Linked DNA regions of Mus musculus: region 2 is linked to region 1. The links are chromatin loops, found by intact Hi-C in ENCODE. Cell type or tissue: left cerebral cortex. All regions are shown on one strand.

Evidence for each region. Peaks named below come from ENCODE experiments on the same cell type or tissue, not always from the same donor. Only the 100,000 strongest peaks of a DNase experiment are listed, where the experiment ranks them.
Region 2: a loop joins it to region 1, with 6 times the contacts of the local background. A loop is called at or near these places in 3 of 42 quality-filtered maps.

Annotation. Positions count from the first base shown.
Region 1 is chr5:96,373,112-96,381,111 of GRCm38, reverse strand. Fras1 (Fraser extracellular matrix complex subunit 1) reads right to left here and starts at 7,157. Exons shown (of 74, transcript NM_175473.3): 1 at 6,227-7,157. The coding sequence starts at 6,299. In left cerebral cortex, CTCF peaks have their summits at 4,714 (motif pointing left), 6,714 and 6,913; DNase peaks (open chromatin) are centred at 6,399, 6,684, 7,012, 7,229 and 4 more places; H3K4me3 peaks cover 3,081 bases; H3K27ac peaks cover 1,460 bases.
Region 2 is chr5:96,580,787-96,588,786 of GRCm38, reverse strand. It overlaps Fras1 (Fraser extracellular matrix complex subunit 1), which reads right to left. Exons shown (of 74, transcript NM_175473.3): 15 at 565-708. Among named protein-coding and RNA genes, the nearest start is that of Gm52781, 120 kb to the left of the region's middle. In left cerebral cortex, a CTCF peak has its summit at 3,937; a DNase peak (open chromatin) is centred at 3,854.

The DNA of each region.
Region 1 (8,000 bases):
ATCATCTTTTCAGACTATTAATCTCTTAATAACTAAACAATTGGATATCTGTGGCATATTCGGGTTTTCTCTGAACTCATAGATAAAATTGTGTGCATTTATCATGTATTTTTAAGTGTGTGCAACCTTTAAAATAATCTAAGAAATTTCAGCTTCGAGGATAAAGCAATAGTTACCCTTTGGAGAAAGATCATCTTCCCATACAGTCATATAAGGTAGCTTTCCAAGAAATGTTCATCATAAAGTAGTGACATTGTCATGTGAACATCATAGTGTAATGACACAAACTCAGACACCAACACAGACCCGGGTAGTATCACCTAGAGCCAGCACATACACTGTCTGTCACATCATTACAGGGTATATCACTATAGTCTTAGCTCCTGTCTCCATAATGTTGTCTTGCAAAATAAGCTTCTTTTCAATGCTCGTTAGGTCATCCAGCACCTTACGAAATAAGCAAGCAGCCATAGCAAAGCCCATTTTGGAAGTCTGGTCAGAACCTATAAACTCACAGCAACACGAAAATACCCAGCAGCCTCGAGAATGGCCTTACATTTGTGCTTGTTTAAGCCAAGCATCTGGGACAGACCTAAGTCAAACAATATGTGGCTGATAAATTCCATCATTAGAAAAAGAAACAACTCAATTTGGGTTACTCCATGATGTGCAATTCCAAAAGAAATAAGCTTCGCCCTCTGAGGGCTTCCCTAAAACAAACCGTGCAACCCAGAAGGCAGCTGCCTATGTGAGCCTCCATTAACACACTTTCCAAAACCTCAGTCCTACTCTCCAGAGAGAATAAAGCATTCCAGTACGATGCCCAGTCCCATTAAACATTTATCATCACCCAAAGCCAGACGAGGCCTTCCAGAGCAAGCATATTTCTCCCACACTATGGCAGGCTGCACACCCACCAACAGACGAAGCTGTGATGTTTTCTGGCAGGGGGTGCTGGGAGCATCTCCTGGCACAAGAAAGGCAGAGAGGTCTTTATTCTGTCCAGTTACTTCACAGGGAAAACACAGTCACTCACTCTGCTTGTTCTTAAGGGGTTCTAGAACCACCCTGTGGGCCCATGGTTTGAACTTGATGGACTTAAGAAAAACTATAGCTTTAGATGAACCGTTAGAAATGGTAGAGATCTAGAAGGAGAAATGGGCTTTCTTTACAGGAAAACTAGGGGGCAGGGGGACAGTTGGAGCGGGAGTTCTCAAGCTAAGGCAATCTCTAGTTTCAGGGCATGAACTATGTCTGAGACACCAGGATCTTAACTTCTACAGTGGGGCATATTGCCACTACACACACAGAGCACCATGATAAGCCTATATCCCGAGACTGGGCTGTTCTCCCTGGCTGCTTGGTTTATTTCTTCTGAGTCACATATGCAGAATGTTACCTGGATAAAATAAAAGCCCCAGGGGGCTTCTTTTCTGAAGTCTCTTGGAGAATATAATGTACTCCTTTCTGAAGCTCCCATAAAAAGCTCAATATTTTTAGGGAAACTTTGAGATATAATGTGGAACATACTTCCATCCAAAACTATTTGCCACAGAGATAGTAACTGGTAACTGGGTCAATTAAAATCCAACAGCCACAAAATGTCAGATTTTTGTAGAGAAGTTTCCTCCTTGATGAAAACTTTGCATGTTCAGGGGAACTTTGGATGTTTACAACGAGGAAGTAAACTCAAAATAGCTTCAGGAAGTCCCTGAAGCTAACCAGATTCACTAGGTCCCTTCCACTCCCCCCACCCTGAGAGTATATAACGATTAAAGGCTGATGAGAGTCACTCTCAGAGGAGTCCAGTTGCAAACAAGAAGTTCACGAAGTTGAACTTTGATGGTATCCTACTTTGATCTATCATGGACTCCTATTTGGGGTGAATAGCTATACATGTATGTGTTACGTCTTCCCATGAAAAGTCTGCCACACAACAGACACACAGGTCAGAAGAAATCATGGCACATAGAGTCATTAGATAAGATATGTAAAGAGCAGTGTGTCCTAGTTAGGGTTACTATTGCTCTGATGAGACATCTGGAGGCAGAAACATCTGGAAGCAGAAGCTGATGCAAAGGTCACAAAGAGGTGCTGCTCACTGGCTTGCTCAGCCTGCTTTCTTATAGAACCTAGGACCACCAGCCAAGGGATGGCACCACTCACAATGGGATGGGCCTTCCCCCATCAATCACTAATTAAGAAAATGCTTTACAGCTGCATCTTATGAAGGTATTTTTTTTCTCCGTTGGGTTCCCTCCTTTCAGATAACTCTAGCTTGTTTCAAGTTGACATAAAAGTAGCCAGTATACAGGGTATTCCAAAAAGATGACTCATTAGGATCAAGCAGCCACAAGTTGGCATTTAAATGTTCAAACTTTATGTTAATATAATTCAGCATATGGCTGGGCACACTGTGGAATAGTTAAAATAGAATCATTTCTAGACTGGCAGGATGGCTCATGTCCTGATGACTGTCAGCTAGGATGCAGATCAATTAATAGAATAGTAAAACAAAAACTGGCCAACTGCTTCTGAGCCACCATAAGATTTGGCATGAGGCTCCAGCTTGGCCGGTGGCAGTCCCTCTCCTCCTCTGAGCCCATGTAGTGGAGTGTTTTATGGCTACTCGTGCCTGAGTAATATTGAGTGAGGTTGCCACCCAAATCCATAACGGTGATTATGGATGGCTGTGTCCCTACTCCAGGATGTCTATGAGGAAGCCGATACACAAAATCTAATCCCAGAAGGGAGTGGGAAAGCAGTATATTAGAAACAAGAACCTATGATAATACATCATGTATCTGTTTCTACTTGCAGGGTATGATGAAAACCAAAGCGTGTAAAGTTGCGGTCAGTATCAATCAACTGGAGCCTGTAAAAATCTCAATCCTGAGAGACCCAAGAAGGACCACAAGTCCTCACAGCTCTTCTGCTCTTTCACCGGTATTATAAATTTGGGGATATGTAAATACCTTTGAAGACCAATCAGACATGCAAGGAATGTTTTGCTTGTTCCCGAAGATGTAAGAAGTCCCAAGTCCCACCAAGGCTAACATGACCTAGGAGCTCTCAATAAAGGTTTACAGAATGAAAGATGGAGGGGAGGGCTGCTTGTCCAGCCAATGCAGTCCTTCTCCAATGCTGAGCTTCAAGCACAGAATGCCTCACCAAAGGAACTCTCTGGCCAAACACAGAACCAAAACTACTGATGTATCTGAAAATAAAACAAAGTCTCCATCAAATGAGCCTCTCCACTGTAATCTGTTAATAATGGGCATAGGAGAAACTAGAGCGATGTGAAGGCTTAGCTGAAGTCATGGGGTAGGGGGCAGTAGTAGTAGACCCAATCTAGGGCTCAGGTCTCCAACAGTATTTCCCAAGTCCATACCCGGCGTCTATCTGGTTTAAACCCGCATAATTTCTACATGTGAGCACCACTCAAGATGAGTCTCCAGAAAATGCTGTTCCGGTTTCCCGGATTCAGAAAGCAGCCATGCTTGAAGCTTCCCTGTGACTTTTTGATTTTATTAAGCCCTCAAATCACAGTTTATCAGCTTAGCAATCTTGAGGCAATATACGATAACACTACCATCAACCTGGTTATAAAAATTCATCTTTCTCTTGATACTTAAGATAAAATTTAGAACCCGAAAGTCTCAGCACAACCTTTTTTTTTTCCTTGCCTTTCTGGGTGTTGAACTCAGGGCCTTGGGCAAAAGCTCTACTACTGATCACTGATCTATAGCTCTCACCCCTGATCTCTCTATATATATCTGTCTATCTCTCTCTCCCGCCCTCTCTCTCATAATTACAAAGCATATTTAAAGCTATCACGACATAATACCTCCCTCATCTAGTTAGATGGTTCATTCAAGGTCAGCTAGTTCATCACAGAGGCTGATCTATTTAAGTTAATTGAAAAGAATGTTATTTGGCATTCCCTCTTCTGATTGGTGCTCTCGAGAACTCAGAGTGCCAAGAGCCAGGGTGGAGACAGAGGAGTTGCTGGAGCTGCTCTCAGAGTCACTAAAGTCGCTGTAGGAAGAATTCATTGGAGTACTGCACTCCCTGTTGTTCACAAAGAAGAAAACAGTGAGTTCTCCCATGAGCTGGCAGGCTGAAATGTGATGATATGGCCCGTCCAGCAAAGCATATGTAGATGCCTGGTTTAAAAAGTGTTCCCTGGGTGAATAACAACACTTAAGGGAATCTCTAAAGTTCACAAGTTTTCCGTCTCAATCTCTTTGCAAAGAGAGCCTTGACTGGCTCAAAGGAACAGCCTAATCAGAGGACAGCTGATTCGTATGTGTACGACCATCATCACACAAGTAAACAAATTAAATGAGATATGGTGTGTAAACTACTCGGCATAGCACGGGGAATAATATGTGATCCGTAGCTGGGTTCATTCACTCAGAGCCAAGCATCTAGGTTTGGTTGGGAGTTCTCGGACCTTTTGCAATCTAGGACCTAATTTGTGAGCAGATGCAGAATGCTCTGAAAGTGAGTAAAGAAAATAGATGCAAAGTTCTCCACCTTGTAAGGACACACACACTTCAGTGTGAGCGCACTTCAGACACTTTGCCAGCTATATCTACCAGCCCTCCAAAGAGCATACCCCATAGCCTCTTAATAATAATGGCTTTTGTCATTTCAAGAGATTTGCTTCTGAGAAACAGCATCGCTCCAACTGCCCCCTGGTGAGCAATCCAGGAGTGATAGCATAGTCTCTGTGTTGTTGGGATATAATTTTTAAATAAGAAACTGCCACCAAGTGTAACTGTAATTTTTCTGAGCTCTAAGTTGAAGTTTGAGGCGCCCGGGCTGACTCTCCCATCTGGTTAATTACTATAATTAAACCTTACAAGGTTGGGGTTTTTTTTGTATGCAAAAACCATGCACACACACACACACACACACACACACACAATTCTTTTAAAACAGGTTGTCCATAGTTTGAAAAACTCTGCACAGCTCCCCAGGCGTGTTTTTCCTGGAAATAGTATCTTTCTGACATAATTCCCACGACAGTGTGAGAAGGTGGTGCCTAAACCTGTGGGGAAAGTCCACGAGTGGACTTCCAAGGCCAGGCTGCTTGCTATGAGAAAAAAATGGTAAGGAAGAGAGGTGCCACTGGTCTGAAGACTGGAAGCCCACCTGAGATTTTACCCTCCTGAATCTCCAGTTGCCCCCTTTCAGCACCTATGATGCAGGAAAAGCGACACGTGCACGCCACTGCCTATATGATTTGCGACTGGGCAGGTGAACTCTTCCTGCAGCTGGATGAATAATGAATGGAGCCGGGAGTGGAAGCAGAAAGTCCAGAGCCCAGCCGTGGATGAAGTTGTCTCTCTCCCAGCCTGCCACCTTCCCCCTCTGCAAATGCTAACCCAGCCACTGTCCCCGCGGCTCTGAGCAGGTGGGAGCTCTCAGCGCGCCTAGGGGCGCGGGGGGGGGGGCGGGGCGGGGGGAAGCAGCACCAGACTCAACATGTCACACACACACACACACCCCTCATCAGATTTACTGATGTATTATCTGAGCTGAGATTACGAAAGCTATCCTGATGACAACACTCAAGTCTCCTTTCTCTCCCCAAGCTCTTGAAGAAGTGGACTGGAACACCCCCCCCCCCCCCGCGCGCGCGCGCAATGAAAACCTAGGGAGAAGAGAAGTGCATACATGCTCTTTGACCACTTTTTGTTCCTTGAGAAGCAGGCAGCCTCGTGCTCTCGCTCCCGAGTAAAATTTATTTCATTACAACTGAAATCTCAACATCCAGAATACTACTTATAAAATCTTAAGTGGTCTTTAAGGGGAGGGGGGGCGAGTTACTGGGGCGAGGAAAGCAAAATAGAACAGTGGAGCTTGGGTGAGGATTTTATTCCACAAAAGTGAGAGCAACTGCTCGCTTCTCACCTAGGTTCCGAGTAGTTGCTTTTCCTTGAGGAGTAGGGTAGAAGTGGAAGGAAGATTCATCCGGGTTCAGAAATATCACCTCAAAAGGCCACCCACCCGCAAAAAGCAAAGAGGAGGCCGTGGCCGGGCTGAGGTTTGACCGCAAGAGAAACCAGGAGTGGGGATTTCAGCTGAAAAGGAAATCCACTCCGTGTCCACCTATCGCCTCAAATCAAAACTTCCACCCAACAACCCACAGCACTAAACCCGGCTGAGTGTCTTAAACTGCACAGTCGAACTCACACGGGGTTCCGCTCTTTTTTACCTTCACAATTAGGCAATACTGCAAATTCCGCCAGCGCTAGGGCCACCCCGAGCCACGCTTTGAGGACACCCATCGCCGCCGCGGCACTCTCGCAGGAAGATCCCAGCCTTCAGCATCCAAGAACCTGCTCTCTGCCAAACCTCAGGCTGTGGCGCCGGCGCCGGGAACCGGGACGCACAGACACTGGGGAAGCGCTGGCTGCTGGGCCGGGAGCCGAGGTTGGCCGGGTGGACCGCAGAAGGATGCGGCCGACAGTAACACTCAGTCAGCCCCGAGGCTCACTGGGTTCTCCAGCAGAGCGGCCACCAACGTGAGCCGAGGCTGCGAGGAGGAGGCAAAGCTCAGATCGCCGCCAAGACTAGCAGGAAAGTTGCAGGTCAGCGGCTGCTGGGATTCCGCAGCATTGCCTCGGGCTAGACCAGTTCCTCCGGAGGTCCCCAACTGGCGAGCTGCAGGAGCAGGTTCCTCCTCGGCAGCTTTTCAAAGTTCTCTCGGCACGCCCCCGTCTGTCCGTGTAGCATCGGCCGAGGCGGGTCCCCGCGAACACGCCGGGCCGGGCTACAGCAGCGCTCGGGGAGCTGGGCGGTGCAGGGCCGCTGGTTGCAAACTTTGTGCGGCCCTGCAGGAGCTCCGGGACTCGGGGGCGCTGCAGCCGCACCGCACCACGCCGCCCGGCTGCTGCAGGCGCTTCCAGAGCTCCGCGCGGAAGGCGGCGCGGGGGGCGCTGCTGCCACTTTCTCGCGCCCGCCCCTCGCCGAGAGGAGGAGGGCAGAGGGGCGCGGCTTGCTCCACACCGACGCCCACCTCCCCGCACCGTGCACCCCGAGCTGCGCTGCAGGGCGGAGGTGCGATTACCCAAGTGGAGGTGGAGCCATAATTGTAGATGCAAGGAGGAAAGAGAGAGGCTGGAAAAGACCCCTCCGAACTCAATGCTCCCCAGATGAGGGGCCTGGAAACGCACAGGATAAGTCCCCGAGTGGATCCTCGCATTTAAAGCACGCACGCTCCGCCTTCCTCAGCCTCTCTCGCCTCCTTCCTCTCTCCTTTGCTGGGTGTGAAAATGGACTCAGAGACTACGAGCTTTGGCAAAGATTCCAGAGAGTCACGTGGGGAAGGGGAGCCGCGGTGAGGGGGTGGGGGAAGGCGAGAGAGCAACCTGATCCCCTTATTCATCCTGCAGGAGTTGCATTGGCTTTGTCTGAGGCGGGATCAAAAGTGGTCACACCGAGGGCGGGTGGAAACAGGAGGTTAGGTCTCCATTCAGACACTGTTGAGGGTACCACAGGAGAGGCTAGTTGGGGACAGGGTGCTCACACCCAAGTCCTAACTGCTACTTCTCCACCTCTCGTCATGCCCACTGCTGCTGAACACAGAGCCTGAAGCAGAGCTGACTGGCCATCTTCGCATTTTGGACCCTCAGGGGTTTTCCCTGCAACCTAGCAGTCTTGGGGCACGTGTGTTCTAGGTTGAGATTCCCACGGTGAGTGCACCTTTACAGCTTCCTAAAAGATGAAAACACCACACAGTCTGGGTGAGTCCAGCTGCGCCTCCAAATGTCAAAGACTGGGAAGCCAATGTCAGGGCAAAAGCATCCTGGTGTGCACACTGGAGGTAGTTGAGGGATAGGGTGGGGTCTGGTTTCCAGCCAGTACTGAGTGATAGCTATTTTTAGAGGACTAAATAAAAATAGCTGGTCCAGGTTTGATCATTTTGTAACTGGGGATGGTTACACGGGAGAGATACAGACTGGGTTTCGAAGGCCAGACAGAAAAGA
Region 2 (8,000 bases), 210 kb before region 1:
TATCACCATTTCACAAGTCAGAGATTGAAAGGCAGATGGGATGGGTTAATCTGTGCTTTTGTCACATGTCCACATCTCTTGGAGGTTGATCTCTTTCTGCCTGGCACAAGGAGGATGGATTGGGCTGGCTATCATGACCGTATGACCATGAAAAGTAGACTGGACAGTGATCAATTCACCTTTAAGCCCGTGACATCAAAACAAAGGTGGGTCTGCTTGGGCTAGCATGGGTCTCTGCTCCATTATACTAGGGAAGTGGTCTGGGATGAATGATATTTGAGACTTAGGGAGATGTCCCAACTGGACTTGATTCCCCTCTCCACATAGCTGTGAGTCTTAAGCAGGGGGCTGGGTCAGGATAGACTGAATAGTCCGAGTCTAACAAGCCATCAGGGCCATTAGAGGAGATCCCACTTGTTTAAAACAATACATAAATGCCTAAGGTGAAGTGAATGTCAGAAGTCCTGCACATACTCAATGAGCAAAAGATGCATTAGTTATCAGTGCTAGGATCTGAACACAGAGGGAGATAAAGGGGGCATCCCAGCCCAGCATGGCACTTACCAACGCAGGTCCCCTGCCTGTTGTAGAAGCCATTGCCACAGGTGTTCTCACAGCTGCTATCTCTCAGCACTTGCAGTGGGTCTCTGCAGGCCATACAGTGCTTCTCTGTGGGACCCCAGCAACCTGCACAGGACTCATGACAGACTGTAGAAAAGCACCAAAGTCAGTGACCCAGCCTGTCACAGAAGAGACTATCTGTCTCTCACACTCCAAGATTAAGAATCTACAGGAAGATATAAGCTGGTTCCAGGGCTCCTGAAATGCTAGGTTTGACCCTAAAAGAAATAAACACCATGTCCCTCAAAGAGAGAGGCAGGGAGGGGGAAGGGGAGGGGGAGGGGGAGGGGAGGGGAGGGGGAGGGGGAGGGAGAGGGAGAGAGGGAGAGGGAGAGGGAGAGAAAGAGAGAGAGAGAGAGAGAGAGAGAGAGAGCGAGAGCAAGACAATCTCTGAGAGTCAGAAGTACTACTTTAGTGAGCTTTTGCTAAGGGCTAAGGGCTCTGAAACAGGAAATTGATGGCTTTAAAGTAATGGGAGTCACGGGAAAGGAAATCATAATTTTCTGGGCAAAGATGGTCTGACTAATGAAATGCCATGGCTTTCATTCCTTGCCCTGTCTGCCCTAATCACTACAGTATGTGCAGGCTCCGGAGGCTCCTTCCACCTCCACTAGCTTCTTAAGAATGAGTTGAGGGGTAACATCATTGGCTACCCTTGATTGATACATTCAATTTTATCTCTCTCCTTTTCCTCCTCCCATCTCCCTATCACTCCCTACCACTCCCTACCACAGTGCCCCTCCATCTTCCCTCACAAGTCTTGTCTCTTCTCCCCCACATCACTGGTCCACATTGTATCCCCAGGACTCCCAAAGTTTACACTTCTTTCATGCTTTCTGAGTCTATGTGGAGGCTGTTCCCAGAAAAGAGGTAGTCTCTAAAGATTTTGTTGTCTTCTTTCTCTTCTAGCATTTTCTCTTTTATAATCATTTGTGTATCTTCTTTACTTTAGCCCTTCTGCAAAAGGAGGCTTGCCCTTCACAGCAGAACACTGTGCGACTTGGTTAGCTGCTTGTTTTGATACCCCTACTGTGATTTGGTTAACACATCGTCCTCGTTTTTATAGCATTTCCTTCACAATGGAGTACAATCTATTTTCCAGAAGCATTGATTCTGATCAACAAAATTGGCGGAGAAAATGAATGCATTTGCTGCCTACAAGTGATTGGGTAATCATACCTTAGCGATTTAATTAAGTATTTGTTTAGGAGCAGAAGAAAAGATACCTACATCGCAAACTTCAGAATCTAATCCCCCTCTCAGTTCTAAATTGCACAAGAAAGTCTTAATTTCAGACATTTTTTTCTCTCTGGTGGATTTAAAGATAATTACTAATTGCATTAATAGCCAGGAATACTGCAGTAGAGGGACAGGGGTGGGGGACGGGGGTGGGACCCACTTTAGTAGAGCTGAAAGAGGGTGAGCATCCAGCTATGGGGGGGGGGGGCAACCAGAGACAATCTCAAGCAATGTCTTTGGAGGTGGAACATAGAGTGTGGGAAACTGGGTCTACCCTTGTGTTTATAGCTTCTGGGCCTCTGTAGTACATAGTAGGACAACTTGTGGCCTTGGACATCATTGCACAGAAGTGGGATTTTTTTCCCCTAATTGTATTGTGAAGTGATGGAAGGATCATGCAAGAGTGATACAAGATGTGATTTAAATTTGCAAAACTCTCATGAGTGTCCTGGAGAAAGGAGGTGAGTTTGTATAGGTTATCAAGGCTACCACTATGCAGTGTATCCTGTGGTCCAGTTGAAAGATTGCAGTGGCTTAGGCTAGGGGATAGGAAGAGAGAGAATGAGCAAAATTCTCTGTGTTGTTATCAAGTTCTGTCTTAACACTGTATGCTTCATGCAGACCTTCCTACCTTGTTGACTGTGTCTGAGCACACTGGTTGTGTTTTCCAGACATCTCCTGAGTGACTTCATTCATACTTAACTCCTTCATCTATATTTTATAAAGGTCACACACAAATCCTCATCATACTTACAGTGAGACTCTGATACTATATCACAACTGTGAATGGAAGCAAGGACCATTTCCGAAACAATTCTACCCTATACACAAGAAATGCCACTCAGTGACCCTTGATTACTGACTGTAGCCATCACCTGAAATATCTCTCATCTTTCATGAAGTTTTCTCTTCATTCTGAATTGATACAAAGACATTACCTAACACATCCATCAAACACAAAGCCCAGCATCTTTTCCAAGATGGCCTGTCAAGTAGCTCTACTAACCTACATAAGAAGCTGCTGCTACATTCCAGATGCTGTGCTGTGGAGGCCTATGAGGCCTTCCTACCTAGACCCACATAAGCCACATTGCCTGAGGCCTAGACCAAAAAATAGATGATATATTGCATCCATTGAATTCACTGGAGTACTACAAAAATTCCACTGGGTAGTGCCAAGGGAAAGATTATTTAGAAAGTAAGAGTACAAAGATCCCACAGGTCAGAGCATAGCATTCACATGGCCTTGGCCCTCATGTTATAGAAGACTTGTAGCAAGTATCCTGATTGGTGGGATTTTCTTTTCAACGGATTGATAACTGATATGGAAGAGTCCAGTCCACTGGGGATAATGTCACCTCTGAATAGGTAGTCCTGAGATATATAAGAAAGAAAGCTGATAGGTGCAACATTATGAACTAACCAGTACTCCGGAGCTCTTGACTCTAGCTGCATATATATATCAAAAGATGGCCTAGTCGGCCATCACTGGAAAGAGAGGCCCATTGGACTTGCAAACTTTATATGCCCCAGTACAGGGGAACTCCAGGGCCAAAAAATGGGAATGGGTGGGTAGAGGAGTGGGGGGGCGGGAAGGGTGTGGGGGACTTTTGGAATAGCATTGGAAATGTAATTGAGGAAAATACGTATATAAAAAAAAAAAGAATAGCCAAATGGCCCCTTCTAAAAAAAAAGAAAGAAAGAAAGAAAGAAAGAAAGAAAGAAAGAAAGAAAGAAAGCTGAGCAAGCCAACGACTGTCAGCCAGTAAACAGCCTTCCTCCATCTCCTCTGCTTCAGTTCCTGCCTTCAGGTTCCTGCCTTGAGTTGCTGCCCTGACTTCCCTCGGTGGGCTCAGACTAGATACATAAGCAAAATAAACTCCATTCTTCCTCAAGCTGCATTTGGTCATGGTGCTTTACCACTGCCGTAGAAACCCAAGACAGCAGGGCAGTGGGAGGATGAATTTCACTGGCAGAGTTCCCTGCAGCAGTTTGTCCTAACTACTCCAATATTATCTTCCTCCTTCAAGGAGCAGTCACTTCCCAAGTGGGGACCGAGCTTTAGTTATTTTAAGCCCCTAGTGCTCACACTGGTGTCTAGCGCTCATCAAATGTGTGCTAAATGAGAACACACAGGTTTTTATTCATTACAGGAAAACCATGCCACCAGCCACCTTTTGCATAGAAACGGCAAAGGTACGAGCTTTTAAATGCCCTAACATTGAGGATATAAAATTTACTTTCTAAATGCTAAAAACTCAGGTGTGTTTTTGATGATGAATACACATGATACACTGATACCTACTATTAAGTGTAACAGTGATCCCTGCTGGCCCTCCTCACTTCTCCATATCAAAGGAACTGCATCTTTGGTGGCCAGGCATAGTGTCACACTGAGCTGTCATTCCTTGGTATGACACACACCTGCTGTGATTTACAACTGATTCCTAATTTCCAGCACTGAAAGTATGCAACTCCCTGCTATCTCCTCTTGCAGGCTTGGTTTACATGTGGCTTGTACTCCACTTGGGTTATTAAGAAGAGGAAAAGGTCACTGGCTCGCTGACTTTTCAGCCTGATGTTGCTTAGTGATGCATTTCAGATCATTGAGGGTAGGAATTGTATATTGTGAATATTACAGTAATAAATTTTTGAAAGGGTGAACGAGGCAAAGTTGTCTTCTTATCTCACACACAGTAGATCATTTATCTGGAAGGCCCATGACTTTTCTGGGGCATAATAGGGCATGTGTTGGTTCGTCAAACAATTCATTTCAAAAAATGAAAAGAATGGATAAATGTCCTTCTTTTTGCCAGCTTTATAAGGAAACTCTATTCTAAAGATAAAAACTTCTTTTGTTCTTGCTAAAATAGAAGTAGAAGATTTTTAGAAACTTTTCAACCTATGCTTCTCTAGGAATAAATTGCAGATCTCCTTGAGAGTTAAAAGCCCTTCCTGCAGGCAACTTCTTGTTTCTAGCAAACCTTTCCAGATGGTAGGCAGGGGGTCAGATGCTCATAGGCTCAGGCTTGGGAACTGCAGTTTTGCTCCGGGAAAGAAAATCACCCTTGGCTGGCCTTTTCCACCCTCTCTTAAGGTGTCAGAACCTGTATACCATCTTTGATCATCATTGAAGCCAGGTTCAAATTCTAAGTTCACCATAATACTCTGACTGGCAACCACAAGGCACCAGCCCTAGCTGCATCCCTAAGCAGGTGTGCCACACACTGAGTGAGTTCTCCTGCTCTGTCTTTTATCCATTTTATGGCAAGGTTACATTTCACAAGGACTAGGAAGACCTTGATGTGGATTATTGTCAGGAGCTAGTGGTTTGTTTTTTTTCTCCGTGTGTGTGTGTGTGTGTGTGTGTGTGTGTGTGTGTGTGTGTGTGTGTGTATGTGGTGCATGTGTGTGCATGTGTGAGTGTATATCTCCATACAAACTCATGGAGACCAGAGGAGGACATTGTGTATCCTGCTCTATCACTCTTTACCTTATTAGTTTAATACAGGGTCTTTCACTGAACCTGGAGCTAGGCTGAAGGCCAGGATGTCACCGTCATCCCCCTGTTTTTCTCCGCACATCCACAGATCTGGAATTATAAGCTCATGAACAACTATGCCTGGCTTTTTACATGACTGCTAGGGATTTAAATTTCAATCCTCATGTCTACACATTGAGCATCTTTACAACAAGCCACTTCCCCAAGCTCCAGTGGCTGTATTTTTCAACAAGATACCCTCTGTTTTGTACTTTCATTGTGTTTCTTCTTTTGAGACAAGAGCTCTAGCTCAAACTGGATGTAAACACCCTTGTCAGCTGACCTTGAACTTCAGGCCCCCAAGTTCCTGACCCATAGACGTAAAGCACTGCCACACTTAGTCCATGCAGAGCTAGAGATGGAAGTCAGGGCCTTACTCATGTTCTCTAAGCATCCACTGAGCTATATCCTAGCCCTGTAGGAAGCTCTTGTTGGATAAAAATTTGTTCCTATCTTAAATTCAAGTTCACAGTTCCTTCATTTTCTTTCCCATTTGGTGAGAATAATGTGTGTTGTATTTAATTCTCAAGATACAATGAGATGACAGATTTGGAGAGGCCAACTGTATTCATGTGATCACTGGCTTCAGGGAGACCTGGCAGCTCCTGTCTCTGCTCTGGTCAAAAGCAAAGAAATTTTCACTGAGAGACAGAAGATGGGAAAGAGTCCTGGAGAAGCAGGCTCTCTTGAAAGAAAGGACAAAAATGGAGCCTTGAGGTGTATGTCAGCTGCTGTACAAAGGGGACCCCACCTTTCCCAGGTGCCTCAAGCTCCACACTCTTTTCTTGCAATCTTCCCCCAAGCAACAAGAGCCCCTTGGAAAACCACAGGAAATTGCATGGTGAGTCTCAGATGTCCAGAAGGTCCTTTCTATCCTACTATCTCTCCCTCAGCCCTCAGGTTCCCAAGAGTCTAAGGCTCGCTGCCTAAAAACTCAACATCACACTTATCTGACCCTTATACACCAATCTTAAGATCTTTCCCAGGCTGGGTTTCTACCTTTCACCCATCTCTCTTTCCAGCTTACGAATGCAGACCCCTGAATAAGAACATCTGATTTCCAGGTGTTTTGAAAATGCACAGGTATTTGACAGGGTTCATAAAAACACCAAACAGGTGAAAAGTCCTATGGCCTCACAAATAGCTAAAGATATGCAAACAAAACAGACAAGCACTATCTAGGCAGGGTGGATTAGACTTATATAAGCAACACATATTGGATCTTAGACATGTTGCTTACTGAGGAAATAAGAGAAGGAAGGAAATATCCACCCAAAATTTTTCTGAATTGTAACATGTACCTAGAGCAATGAAAGCATACACACCCCAAAACATGCACCAGATCACATTACAACAGTCACTCTGGAGCTAGGGAAATGGCTCAGTTAGCAAAGTGCTTGCCTTACAATCATGAGGGTCTGCATTGATCCCCAGAATACAAGTAAAAATGGTAGACATGTTGGGGTGTACTGGGAATCCCAGAGCTAGCGGAACCCCTGGGGTTCTCTGTTTAGACAGTCGATTTGATGAGCTCTAGGCTAATGAGGAACCTGTCTCAAAGGACGTGGACAGTGTTCCTGAAGATCACAATCAGGATTCTCTATTGGTCTCTACATGCATGTTTATACACGCACACATGCAAATGAACATGCATGCAAGGACATGGAAAACAATGCCATCATTACTTAGTAGGAAGATGGGAAGGAGAGGACTAGCAATAAGGTAGAACAAAGGGAATGAACTGAGTGGTGGACAGAGAAAGAAACAAGAAAAGAACCTGACCCAGCGCAGTTACCGGAAGTGAGCCATGAAGACTCTTTCAGACTGATTCTTATGATCCAGAAATAAGATTTTTTTTTAAGTTTCCATTTTGCATGAGTCATACAAGCAGGTTGAAGCTGCATTGGGGTACCATGTGCGAACAAAGGCATGACAAGGAGGCACTCCCGTGCATTTCTGGAAGAGTGAATATCAACACTGCTGTTTGAAAGCGAGTCGCATCTATGTGCATCAAAGGCGTAATCGTGATCGTACATACTCAGACCCAGCAATCACCTGTTTATGAGTTTAATTAAAATGATGTGCCACAATTTCTACTGAAGCTGTTTATATCATTGTTATTTATGATGATGGTTAATTAAGAACAAATACTCAACAGCAGAAGGTTGGCTTAGTGAACGACTGACTAGCAAGACAAAGAAAATCGGACAATAGCTTTAAAACCATGAGTTGTAGGGATTAAGAAATGAGATGGGGAAGACGGGCAATGTAGTAGCATGTACCAAGTGATTTTCCTTTGGAAAAATAAATTAGTACATGTATAGACAGACACATATACAGAGAAATGAGCTTATAAATTATGAAGGCAGACATCAAAATGCTAAAAGTAGTGGCTTAAGGGAGTGTGAGCTAGGGGTTTTGTTGACTTTCTATCTTAATTTACATTTTATTGCCTTTATCAAATTAATTTTTTGGAATAAACACAGAGCTATTGGTACTAAAGGGAAAAAATTTCTAAAGGAGAGAGGCTATAATCTGCTTCCCCAAGGCACATAGTAGGTAAATAGCTAATCTTTTAACTATGCTTGGGATATAGCTG